3 separate regions of the Homo sapiens genome follow, and regions 2 and 3 are each linked to region 1. Evidence: chromatin contacts called from ENCODE Hi-C or POLR2A ChIA-PET data. All regions are on one chromosome and are shown on one strand. The core of a region is the stretch at or near the end of the contact, and the rest is flanking DNA. Distances in the headings are between cores, read along the strand shown.

Region 1 (4,392 bases), core at 1,073-3,572:
AATTGACAGCCATTAATTTAGTGAACCTCTTATTCATTTCATCTATGTCCATGAAAATTACCAGCAAGTTCAGGGTCAGGAGGGTGTGTAAGCATTCATACACAGTGTGTATGTGTGTCTGTGTTGTGTTTGGTGTGTGATAGAGAACTGATTGATAACAATCGGCCCTATGATCCTCCCCTTTCTGGGTGTCCTAGAAGATGGGCTAAGGGTATGATGAGAGAGGGGTGTTGAGCTTTCCAAGTTAATGCTGTAAGTATTTATTAGAGGGGTAGATTATGGAAGAGGATAGAGTCCATATTTAGCTAGCGTCTTCAAAGAGGAACTGATACCTTCAAGTGAAAGAAAATGTGCATGTTGCCTTATAGAGGCGTTCTTCCTGGCAGGTGACATGCTGTGGCTTTTTATAGAAATGCCTAAATGTCTCAATTATTCTTGCTTTATTTAAATTTTTTCTTTCTTAAAAATAGGATAAATAATAACAGTGACTGCTTATTACAGAAGAAGGTGATTAACTAATGAATTTAAACTTACTTGAAGTTTCTGGAGAAGACTGCTTTGGAAGAAAAAGGCCTATTAGTGTTAAAACTATTAATTATCTTCTAAATAATAATTGTTTATAGATGATTATCAGTGAATTCTAGGACTTGAGCCTCTCTTCCCCCATTTAAAAAATTAAATACATATGTGCAGATTAAATATCTATGTCTTTCATACGCAGCTATCAATTTTGGAGTCCTTGTTGGGACTGGAGGTCAATAGGAGTCACCTTCTTATGGTTTTACATTACCTCTGACATTGCAGATAAATTCACAGTCAAGGAAGTGCTTTTGCAGAAGTTTTCTTAGGTCTTGCAGAAACCTAGTGAAGAACGGTGAGGATTAGCCATGGGGGTTTGGAGTTTGCCACTCCGTGACTCTGCCATTCAATGAGCTCAAGCCTCTGGTCCTGACTCATCTTGTCTGTGCTTCTCCCATCATCCCTCTGCCCCTGCCTGTGGAGAGGTTGGGGTCTGCTTTGCGCCATTGTCTCCTCACTCCCAAGTCTTATCCGTGGTGACTGGGTCTATGCCGGAGAGGAGGAGTCCTCTCATTTGAACTGTGGCATCTTAAGGCTCTATGTGACTATTTTGCAAATGTTCTTAATGATAGGTTTAGAGTTTTCTTTCTTTTCTCTTCCTATACCCTTTCCTCTTCATTTCCTATAGGGCAAAAAGAGTGAAGATAGTAAAGAGTGAATCCTATAGATTTGATTATTTTCCATTAATAATCCAACAGAGTGTGTGGCACATGGTAGATGTTCAATAGACAGCTGATAAATTAATGAATGAATAACCACACTCATATCCACACTGGAAGGTGGTGTATATGGTTGTAGAGTGTGAGCTCTGGAGTCAGACTACCTGGGTTTGAATTTCAGATTTAGTAGCTAGGAGACTTTAGGCAGGTTACTTAGTTTCTCTGCCTCAGTTTTCTTATCTGTAAAGTAGGGATAAAATTCTCTCTCTTGAATTTCTTGTGAAGAGTAAATGAGTTAGTAAGTAATAAGGGCTAAGAATAGTGCCTAATACATATTAAGTACTCAATAAATGCTATTAAAGTATATTTCCATATGTAATCTCATTTTATCCTAACAACTATTTGGTGACATAAATGAGACAGGTATTTCTGGACCTAATAGCTGAGGAATCTCAGGTTCACAGGACTGCTAAGCAGTAGAGGGATGTCTAACATTCATTCTGATTCCAAGGTCTGATTTTTCTAGATTGAAGTTATTTGTTTAGTTTTGAAGGTGATTAAAAGACATTTAAAAAGAAAAGCAATTAGCTTTGATTTCAGTAAAGGTTATGGGTCTTGTAAAAGGTCAAAATCACTTTCTGTGGTTGAATGAGATGAAAAGAGGTTGAATGAAGTAACAAAGATAAGAACTGGTGCTACAGAAATAATGAGTCGTTATCAAAACACCTCAGTGTCTCGGGGAAGAGCGAAAGAAGCACTTTGGAATAACCAAGAGAAAGAATTAATCAATCTGATTTAAAACTGAATAATACCTTCTTTATTTTTCAGTGTTAGCACTGAGCTTTTGCTGAAAATTCACTTTGCTCTAAAATGGCCTAATTTTTCCTTTTAATTTGCATTTCCTTCCTGCCCAGATGCGACTGGCAGCAGCCCAGTGGTAGTTCCACTAAAGCAACTGTGCTACAGCACCTCAATTTGGATCTCAGAGCTGTCCTTTTACATTTGCTTCTTTGCATAATTTGTCAAACTTTGTAAGTTGCACAGCAAAATTCTGCCAATAAAGAACAGGAAGTTTGGGTCATCCTTCTGGGTTTACTGTTTTATATTTGTTTTTTCAGCAACTGGAGTCAAGCTCTGGTGAAAGTATTAACACATTAGCAGTTTGGAATTGCGCTCAAGGCTTCTGTTCAATGAATATGAAAAAACTGAGCAACAAGGAGACTTGGGCACATTATTTATACATTTGGTGAGCTCATTCACTCGCCCAGGGAAATCAGGCAGCACAGCCGCCAGCCCAAGGTTAATTTTGTTTTCTTCTCAGCCAGGAACAGGGTGTGCTATTACACAGAGAGAAATGAGGACTTTTTAATTGGCAAAGAGGAACTTCTGCTGCATAAAGAGGTATTCCAATCACTGGAGGTCAACAGAAATTCTTTCAGATTTTAAAATCTTGCTGTGTTCAAAGTTTAATGCAAAATCCTTCAAATTGCTAGTATTCAAAAACCCTGCATTAACTGTTTAGAAACAGAAGAGGGCACCTCATCATTCCTTATGCCAAATTTATTTATTTATTTTTTTAAGCGTGAACAGGAAACTGGCTTGCGAATGAAAATGAAAAACCACTTCCTTTTCCTAATGAATGAATGAAAAGATTCTGTTAATATTTTTAAAAGCTTAACTATGAGTAGAAAAGCTGTATTCACTTTCTAGTTTCAAGAGACCTCAGAGTTTAAGTTGGAGACTAGCCATAAAAAGTTTAATTCTATTATAAAGTGGCTGTCAAATACAATGCATTTAGATTTTAAACCAAGAGCCGCCTGGATATCCTTCTTTTCTATTGGCTAGGTAACCAGTTAATTAGGGTAACTCCTCCTTTCTTCTTCTCCTCATGTTTGAATCCCAGTTTTTCTCAGAATTAAATCTTTCTAAGCATCAGTGAATCTTTTAAATTTTATGCAAAATGTGTTTGTGTATTTTTCTAGAGGAAGTTTGGAGTTTTAATCAAATTATCTACCCTTTCCTGGGTTAAAACTCCAGGAAGTTTCCATGTTTAATTCTACCTTATGCTAATTGAGATTTTACTCTATATTCTGTCATAATAAATACTATTAGAATAAAAACCTTAGGACTTTTCTAATAATTTAAACCATAACTGTTATGGAATGTAGCAACAAACCTTTTGATTGTCTTTGATATTCTTTGTATTAAGTTTTAGACAGAGTCAAAAGGAAACTTTTCAGTCTAACCTAATCACTTTAATTACTGGTCCTAGAGGGTAGCACTGATTTGTCCTGGGTTACACGAGCAGTGAGCATGAGAATTCAGAAGTAATAGACCGGTCTTTTACCTTTACATTCTTTTAGTCTATATTCTTTTCTCTGAGTCATGCTTGGTTGAAAATTTGCACTGATTCATACATTTATGGAATCCTTATATTGCTCTGCTCACACATATGAGTTGCTTTTTTTTTTTAAGAGTTGAGGGTCTCACTATGTTGCCCAGGCTGGAGTACACTGACTATTCACAGGTGAGTTCATCGCTCACTGCAGCCTTGAACTCTTGGTTTGAAGTGAGCCTCCCTCCTTAGCCTCCTGAATAGCTGAGACTATAAGCACATGCCACCATACCTGGCTTCTGTGTTGTTTTGTGTTTTATACTTTGGTAGATAGTTTTATTCTCTAAGTGAACAGTTTAAAAGCAGCAAAATGCATGTTGTTTCTTTTCCAAGTTGTCTTTGTATGTAAGTTCCCCTGATAAGCATTATGTCTTGTTCACGTCTCCAGGTCTCTTCTTCAGCCCTTGGACACAGTGTCATCCCTATTGGAGTCAATAAAGGTATGGCATGACATATGTATTCTGGGGATAGACTATTTTCACAAAGGACAGTTGTCAATTTCATTAACACTGTACCATACAGGAGTGTTTCTAGGGGGCAGTTGCTTTCTTATAATAATAATAGCAAACATGTATATAGTGTTTACTACTTACAAGACTGGGAAACACACAAACCAACAGACTGTTCTGTCCTACTATACTCTCAGCACAGAATATTTTTGTGGCCAGATGTGTACGGGTCTTTACACATATTTCAAGCAGCTCTCCAGCAGATATCAACTGGGTCTTCCACAATTCAATTCGATTTTGACACTGTCTA
Region 2 (4,392 bases), core at 672-3,171, 1.6 Mb after region 1:
CCACTAGGCAGCAGACTCCACAAGGGTGAGGGTTGTGACTTTCCTGTGTGTTATATATGAGAGCCGAAGCAAAGTTTCTCAAATCTCCCTTAGCTAGAAATAAGATTGTTTCCACATTACTGGCATATTCTGCAAACACAAATGAAGATTAATGGCTAAAAAGAGGAGAGGTACAGGAGCAAGAACCCAGGGAAGTGTTGATATTACCGATTTTAAAAGATGTGTGGGGGGTAAGTGGGAAACAGCACAAGACAGGGAGGAGTCAGCCTATAGTGAAATATGCACTAGAAATAGACCAGCCCTCTCCCCTTCAGAAGCACAAAACACATGGCAAGAACGGAGTCTGCCTCCACTCCCATCAAGCTCTGCACTACATTTCCCAGAAGTGACTTTTTCCACCCTTTCTTTCCCCTCTTTTCCATCAGTATTAAAGCCGGGCGCAATGGCTCACACCTGTAATCCCAGCACTTTGAGAGGCAGAGGTGGGTGGATCACTTGGGGTCAGGAGTTCGAGACCATCCTGGCCAACCAACACGATGAAACCCCATCTCTACTAAAAATACAAAAATTAGCCAGGCATGGTGGCGGGCACCTGTAATCCCAGCTACTCAGGATGCTGAGGCACGAGAATCACTTGAACCCGGGAGGCAGAGGTTGCAGTGAGCCGAGATCTTGCCATTGCACTATAGCCTGGGCAACAAGAGCGAAATTCTGTCTCAAAAGAAAAACAAAAAATAAAAAATAAATAAAGGGGTGAAAAGGGACTCCCCTAACCCTCACTGCCACAGTGGTGAGAAAAGAAATCTTCTCACACCCCTAGAATCCACATAGTAAGAAGGGACTTTCCTGCCTACGTGACAAGATGGGAATCCCCTGTCACAGAAGCATCTAGAAAGTAAGGGATGTCCGTCCGTAAATAGAGTATGCACCTCCCAGCCAAGGAAACCGATCTTCCTTGAAGAACAGCTCTATCTACACGTTTCATACACTGTCTCATTGAATCTGCTTTATCATTCCCATTTTACAGACGAGGAATCTGAACTTGTCCATGGTCACAGAACCAGTGAGTGGTAGAATCCAGTTGTCAGTCAATACATGTCAGAATAGTTCCAAAATCACTGTTTCTTCCATTGTAAAATGCACTAAGTTGTCCTCGTGGTCAACTTATTTTAGTTTTTTGTTTGTTTTTTCCTTTTTTTTCTATAGGTGGGGCAAGAGGCAAAGAAGATGTTTTATGTTTTTTGTTTTTGAGACGGTGTCTCACTCTGTCTCCCAGGCTGGAGTGCAGTGGAGCAATCTCTGCTCACTATAACCTCCGCCTCCCAGGCTCAAGGGATTCTTCTTCCTCCACCTCCCTAGTAGCTGGGATTACAATCACTCACCGCCACACCTGGCTAATTTTTGTATTTTTAGTAGAGACGGGGTTTCACCATGTTGGCCAGGCTGGTTTTGAACTCCTGACCTCAAATGATCCACCCGCCTCGGCCTCCCAAAGTGCTGGGATTACAAGCATGAGCCACTGCACCAGGCCAAGAAGATAGTTTTAAAGGGAGAAGTCAAACAAGATGGTAAAGGCTAAAAAATTGTTCTCAAAATGTTTCCAAAATATCCCTTATCATCTTGAGACGGAAGGCAACTCATTGTTGATCTCATGTTAAAGCAACACAGAATAACACCATAAACTTTTTCCATCTACCGTTATCAAGATCAAGGAACCTGGGATTTGTCTTTGTAAATATTATTGACAAACTCCAGGCCAGCGGGGGAAACCCCTATATAGCCCTAGGGAACACACTTAGCCCAGCCTATGTTCCCCAGCATTCTCGGGTAAAACCCAGCTTTCCCCAGGCAAAAGGTGAAGGTGCATAGGAAGTCCAACCCTGTTTGGGAGACTGCCAGACAGAGCCGCCTTCTCAGACCCACTCACCTGGAGCTAAGGTGCCAACACGGGCGTCACTTGAAAATAAGCAGAAAAGCTCTGCAAGTCCCGGCACGGCCACACCACCTCTGCAGTTGCTTCCATTGGAATCACTCCCTGACTCGCTGCTATGCCAGTTTATTTTGTTGCTTATATTCATTAGATGAAAATGATTTAATTAGGCGATTACGTTCGGGCTTGTTTGGTGTGCAGTATCACTCCTGCATTTTTTGGTTGTGTCCACGTATTTAAACCTCAGGGGAAAGGAGAATATTTTTATTCCCATGGCACCTGTCCTTTAGGACAAATTAAATATTGTTTTCTCTTGCTGCCTACCTCATGATCTCACTGCTTTGGGGCTGCATAATGAGAAAGAAACCATTTCAGTAATTGCCATATTGTGAAGAGCTGTAGGGAACGTTATAGCTACTGTATCATAGTACTGAAGTTTTCGTTTATAGGAATAAAAATAGTGATAGAGGAGAGTCCACAAATGCATTGTTTTTCAAGGCTGGCTCAGTCTTTGACTATCTGTGCCCCCTTGATAAAAAATGGCCAAAGATATGCAGACATAGTCTAACTCCTCTTTTCTCATCTGTGCACGTTCAGGAGAAGCAACCATGAACATGAAACAAAAGGGGAAAAACACAGAATGTTTCAGTGCCGTGCATGCAACTGATGCTCAAAGAAAAAAAAGAAAAATACTTGGCCGGGCGTAGTGGTTCATGCCTGTAATTCCAGCCCTTTGGGGGGCCGAGGTGGGTAGAACACTTAAAGGTCAGGAGTTTGAGACCAGCCTGGGCAACATGGTGAAACACCGTCTCTACTAAAAATACAAAAATTAGCTGGGCGTGGTGGCGTACGCCTGTAGTCCCAGCCACTCAGGAGGCTGAGGCAGGAGAATCGCCTGAACCTGGGAGGTGGAGGTTGCAGTGAGCTGAGATTGTGCCAGTGCACTTCAGCCTGGGTGACAGAGCAAGACTCCATCTCAAAAAAAAAAAAAAAATACGGCTGGGTGTGATGGCTCACGCCTGTAATCCCAGCACTTTGGGAGGCTGAGGCGGGTGGATCACAAGGTCAGGAGATTGAGACCATCCTGTGATTGGTGAAACCTCGTCTCTACTAAAAATCCAAAAAAAAAAAAAATTAGCCAGGCGTGGTGGCGGGCGCCTGTAGTCCCAGCTACTCGGGAGGCTGAGGCAGAAGAATGGCATGAACCCGGGAGGCGGAGCTTGCAGTCAGCCGAGAATGCGCCACTGCACTCCAGCCTGGGCGACAGAGCGAGACTCCGTCTCAAAAAAAAAAAAAAAAAAAAAAAAAAAACAAACCTGCTGATTTGATTTTTAATATGATTTACATTCTAGGTCTTTTCAAATGCCCTCAACATTAAAGACTAATGCTTCTGAACAAAAGCAAGTTCTCTCGTTCCCCAGGAGTCCCCTCTGTACTTTCCAATCCCCTCCCCCTCCAAATCACTCATACAACCCTTCCATAATTTTTCTCAGGCTCAATCCTATACATAAAGTACCATCTTTCTGATTAGGATCTCACATTTTATCATTTAGTAGCTCCTGAAATCTTTGCTCCTCCTAGGAATGCCTTTTAATCTGTCTCCCATACCCACACACACTAGGATGTGATTCCTATCATTCCTCTTCTCGAAACATCTCACAAAATTAATGTACTTATTTGCCTATAGGTAACAAAGACTTTATTTCGTATGTCTGCTCCTTGTTCAACTGCTTTCCCCCATAATGATACAGCAGTGAATATAGTAAGAAAACAGGAATCCATCTGCTGTGTTGGAGACAATCTCTATACCCAGTTTGCTCCTTGTCTGCAGTGATACTTATGATGGCATTTAAGAGAGCCTAGGGAGAAAACCAGACTGGAAACTTGCTATTTCAGTTATCACAAGCAAGAACAGGGCATCCTGCTTGCCTGTCTGTCCTCATTGGTGTCACAGGCATAGGTTACACTCGTCCATGCCCATAAGAAAATATCAGAAAATGACTGAACCATGATCGCTTTTTAAAATTGTGATTCACATATCATACTCATCACATCATTCAAGCCTCTTTGTGGCCGGACGCGGTGGCTCACTCCTGTAATCCCAGCACTTTGGGGGGTTGAGGCAGGAGGATCACCTGAGGACAGGAGTTCGAGACCAGCCTGGCCAACATGGTGAAACTCTGTCTCTACTTAAAATACAAAAATTAGCCGAGCGTGGTGGCACATGCCTGTAATCCCAGCCACTCAGGAGGCTGAGGCAGGAGAATCGCTTGAACCTGGGAGGTGGAGGTTGCAGTGAGCCAAGATCGCGCCATTGCACTCCAGCCTGGGGGATAAGAGCTAGACTTCGTCTCAAAAACAAAGCCTCTTTGCCCATGGCAGCAAGGCTCTGGGGTTTTTACTTTGTTGTTGCCGTTGTTGTTGTATTACCTTGAGTGTTTATAAAAACATCTCAGGTATTT
Region 3 (4,392 bases), core at 1,221-3,720, 1.4 Mb after region 1:
GGATTCTGAGGGAATAACAAAGTCTATACTTACTCCCTTCCCCAAACCAGGGCAAACAGCCAAATGTAAACATATTTTTAAATCTTGCTTTATTGTGTTGTTTATTCAAACTCAGTATTTTAGAAACGTATTCACTTGAGACAGAAATATAAGCAGCCTGGATGTCGGGGGGTTTGTTACAGGAGCACTGCCTGCCAGGAGGTGTGGAATCGTGAAGGGTGGTAGGTAGAGTAGGCACGGGGTGGTATGTAAGTTTGTGCAGGAAGGAAATAAAGAAGAGTATAGGCTTTGCCCAAATGTATGGTGTTTCTGAAGCCTTCCTAATGTCTAACCTATGAGGGCACACGCACGTGGAGCATCCCTGGACCCCCAACCCCACCCTTCCTTCCTCTTGCTCCATTCTTTCCCACACCCTTTCCACTTCTGCCCTTTGCTTGTATCACAGCTTCACTTGTCAAGGTTCTTATATGAAGATCTATTGTGTCATTTTAAAGATTTGTAAGGGCCCACATTGCTAAAACATAAAACGAACAAGAACTGACTTGTGTGCATAGAATAGGTCTCTTTCCTCAGAAAAGGAAGTGGCTTGGGAAAAAAAAATCCACAGGGTAGTTTCCAATATCACTACATTCTGGAAGTCGAGCTAGAGGAAGTAAGTTGGATGCTTACTTAATAGCCCTCACCAACAATGGTTTCTGGGACCAAAATGAATAGCACTTTTTGTTTTATTTTGCTTCTACCTTACTTTATACTAATTATATGAAGTGGGTTTTTCAATGTACTCTCTGCTTTTACATTCTGTCATCAGCTCACTTCCTCCCTCCCCTCTGCTTCCACCAGTTGGGGAAAAGTCTCTCATACATGATTATTGGCAAAGTGTTCCCACAAGTCATTAATTGAATCCTATTTCCCACAATAGCCATAGTACAAATTATTTTACATATCCAATTGCAAAATAGATGGCCCTGAATTTGTTTTTAAGACACTCATGTTATACAACTCAACTAGTATGGATGGAAGAAATCTAGTCTTTAGCATTATATATTGGTGTCCTAGTTCGTCAGGATCAAATTGATAAATATGAGAAAATTAAGCTAGGCGCTAAGTTTCGTGAGGGTATGGACCATTTCTCGCCACCCACCCCAATGCCTAACACAGTCCTGGCATGTGGATGGCATCAATAACATTTGAACTAAAATGTAATCGAATTGAATAGAAGTTTAATGATATCGCCAAGCTTAATTAGGCTGCAGCACTGTAAAAAAAAAAAAAAACTGGATCCTAAATAGACTAGTAGGTTCAGAAAACCCTGTCTGGTGGGTATCCGTCTGCACAGCATAAACAGACTGCTGCATTGACTGGAGAGAAAATAGGGAGGTAGGAATTTGCCTATGCAAAGCCAAGAAGCTGGCACTTTCCACCATTGGGTATGCAACCTGGTGAAATTTGGCAGTCAGTCTTAGCCAAAGGGGAAAGAAGCCACTCTGTCTTTAAGGACAGGCTTTCTGGAGAGACCTGCTTTCAAAAATCTCAAGGCCGTGACAAGTCACCACAAATCCGTCCTTTGCTAAACTGACTCTAAAGTGAAGCAACTGACTCCCTTCTGTGTTCCAAAAGCTTTTACATATTCAAGAGTCTTTTTCATACAGTAGCTCCAGAAAGACCTTTTTGAGTTTTTTTTTTCTTTTTTTCCATTTTAAACATCTTTTGTCTGGCAAATAAAGTCATCCTTCATCATTTTAATGTGTAAAACATTTCCAGCCAAAATGTGATTGAACTGTGCCAGATCAAAGGTTATAATGCAATTTGTCCAAGTCAGTAGGAAAATAGAATGTTAAGCATGAGAAACATTCTGAGACAGCAGGGGTGAAATGTAGTCCCCTCTCCACTGTGAACAGGGTAAGAGAAGATGAAAACCCAGGAAAAACAATTCAGCAAAAAAACAAGAACATTCAAAAGCCCAGAAGAGAATTCTGAAGTGCGGAGAAGACCTGGAGAATGTCATATTAACGATGAGTGGCAACTGAAAAAAAAGAAGAAAACCTTTCAGGAAGTAGAGGATACACGAAGTCAACAGGAAATGAACTGTGGGTTATTTAAGGTTATCTGAGAGCTAAATGTGCCCTAAGTGTGACCCAGTAAAGGAGGAAAGGTCTCTATAGAGATGCTAAGAGGTTGTCTGCTGGATGCATTACAGTGGGTATTAGACTTCTGGTTGTTTTTTTTTTAATCAATATGTGATCCAAGAATCACATCAAAGAAGGCCTCTCCTCCAAGCCCCATAAGCCAAACATAGGCTGCCTACGTTTGAAAGACCTGTACATACACAGATCCCATCCCTCAACTGCCTCCGTGTGTTTTTAATGGACTCTTCACAAGCCTAAACTGGCTATGTTCCAGCCATGAAGCATGAGGCTGGAGAACAGCTTTTTTGTCTTCACCAGCCAAGCATTCACTTCCTGTGAAGCCAGATAGATAATGAGAGGGAAACAAAACCGCGTTGCAGGGTCATCAGTTCAGCCTTGCCGCTTCTAAACAGAAATATATGTAGTGAATCAAAAAAGGCTTGTCTGAATGTGCCTTGGTCGAAGCACTGAGAGTCTACCTAGAGCATTCAGCAATGTCTGGAGCATTTCTGGAAGCCATCCACAGGAAACTGAAGCCACCGCATTGATTTCATAAGGATTCATTCTCCCCAGGCTGCTGGGTTTAAAATGGGCTGAGTGAGCCAGAGTACAAATTCAAATTTGCTTAGGCAATACCGAATCCTGCTAGATTGTAACCCTCTGCTGCCAAACTTCTGGAAAACTGCTTAAATTATGGCCATAATGTCTCTTGTCAGAAAACAAATGGATAAAGTCTTCTCCCACTTCCTGGGAAGAAACCAGTAAGCTGGGATAGCTTGGAGCACACTGGAACATTGCAAACCACAAATGTCTAAATTACCCAGCCAGGTGAGTCCATCCAGTTCTGGTCTGAAATGTGCCCTGAAGCAATACAGACATGCAGAACAGAGTTGCCCTGGCATAGTCAGCAGCGTGGAAAGCTGTGTGATTAAAGCCAAGGGATGTGCATGGGAGTTGTATGAGTGAGCAGAAGGAGGTATAGCTTTTGATACAATCTTCCTCCTTTGGGATGGAACACTTACACCTCTGGTTTTCATTTGCAAAGAGAAAAAAAAAGCAAAAGAATAAACAACAGAAAATATGACTTTGGATGCTTCTTTCAACATCTGAGTAAACCTTTAAGGAGATTCCAGGCAATAGAACTTGGCACTGTGCTTCACAAGTTGGTGTAAAATAACTGGTGCCAAATGCTAAAAGGGAATATCCTTATGACTCTGCATGAAAACTCTGGCAAAGCCCACTCCCTTGCAAAAGGGTCTTCCATGATGCTTTTGCCACAGAAATCCAGTATAATTCCACAGCACTGGGGTCTGGCACCTTTTCCTGGCATGACTCCTTGCTGTACGTATATGTGTATATCCAAGCATCTATGCTTAATGAGCATGCACTCAAATTCTATCTGGCTCGCCTAGTTAACAAGGTTTGGGCAGTCAGGAATATGTTGGGGCAATCACAGCATGGTTTTAAGATAAAAGGAAGGTGTTCTCTTCCTGGAAAGACTCCAGCAGTCCACAACCTAGACAAAGCCACGTCTGAGTCAGAGCCTGTGACCTGTGAATGTGACCAGTTCCCCAGAGTTTCTGGAAGACTTCACTGTAGTCTCCTTCAGCAAGTGAATTGCTCCCAGTCCCACCTCAAGCAAGTTGACACTGAACAGCAAATCTGCCCTATATTCAGCTGAAAATTCATGTTGGTTTGAAAGCCAAGAGGAGGGGATAAAACCTCTTGATGAAGCTAATAGGAGGGGTTTACATAAAGATGCAAATACAGTTGAGAATAATCTCCAAATTGGAGGTGGGGTTATGATTGGTCCTCATCTCTAGAGATATAGACAAAATCATTGCTACTTTAATTATTCATCGACATAACACAGGGATCAGTCACTACGGTTTAATAAGAGAAATTGTATTCTAGCGCCACTGACCTCAAGGAGCTTACAACAGTCATCATAAGCAATACTTGTAGAGGTGTTTGACATTTCACAAAATGCTTGTTGCATGTATCAGTGCAGAGATATGTAAGAGAAACATAAACTAAATGAGAATAAAAGAGTCATTATAAACTGGTGTATAATAATACATCAAATGACTAGTACTAAGAGTCATCACTGGGATATCAGAGGAGAAAATGGCTGCTTCAACCAACCAAAGGATGATTGGGAATGGAAAGTTTATGAGATGGGAGATTTGAAAGAGGAAAAACATTCTTACCAGAGAAGATAAACATCTTTTTTTTCTGTCAGATAACAAACTATATTTTGAACCTT

What was found. Hi-C counts contacts between places; a loop is a spot of excess contacts on that map. ChIA-PET counts read pairs that join two places held with the same protein, here RNA polymerase II (POLR2A). Pooled maps may share reads with other maps.
Region 2: a loop to region 1 is called in a pooled map, with 2.5 times the contacts of the local background. The contact joins two enhancer-like sites. A Hi-C loop is called at or near these places in 2 of 37 single-sample maps with no recorded cell type and 3 of 50 pooled maps.
Region 3: a loop to region 1 is called in a pooled map, with 2.4 times the contacts of the local background. The contact joins two enhancer-like sites. A Hi-C loop is called at or near these places in 1 of 37 single-sample maps with no recorded cell type and 2 of 50 pooled maps. POLR2A ChIA-PET finds 5 or more read pairs at or near these places in 1 of 52 experiments (PC-9).

The regions. Positions count from the first base shown.
Region 1 is chr3:178,965,126-178,969,517 of GRCh38, reverse strand. LOC124906307 (a long non-coding RNA gene) reads left to right here. Exons shown (of 3, transcript XR_007096179.1): 2 at 4,022-4,073. Among named protein-coding and RNA genes, the nearest start is that of ZMAT3, 100 kb to the left of the region's middle. Within about 2 kb of position 2,322, at least 8 of the 41 ENCODE cell types and tissues checked have a DNase peak (open chromatin) inside an H3K27ac peak, as active enhancers do.
Region 2 is chr3:177,374,845-177,379,236 of GRCh38, reverse strand. No RefSeq gene overlaps it. Among named protein-coding and RNA genes, the nearest start is that of LINC00578, 65 kb to the left of the region's middle. RefSeq lists an enhancer at 791-970. Within about 2 kb of position 1,921, at least 5 of the 41 ENCODE cell types and tissues checked have a DNase peak (open chromatin) inside an H3K27ac peak, as active enhancers do.
Region 3 is chr3:177,595,714-177,600,105 of GRCh38, reverse strand. The region is part of intron 2 of LINC00578 (long intergenic non-protein coding RNA 578); the gene reads right to left. Among named protein-coding and RNA genes, the nearest start is that of LINC00578, 160 kb to the right of the region's middle. Within about 2 kb of position 2,470, at least 28 of the 41 ENCODE cell types and tissues checked have a DNase peak (open chromatin) inside an H3K27ac peak, as active enhancers do.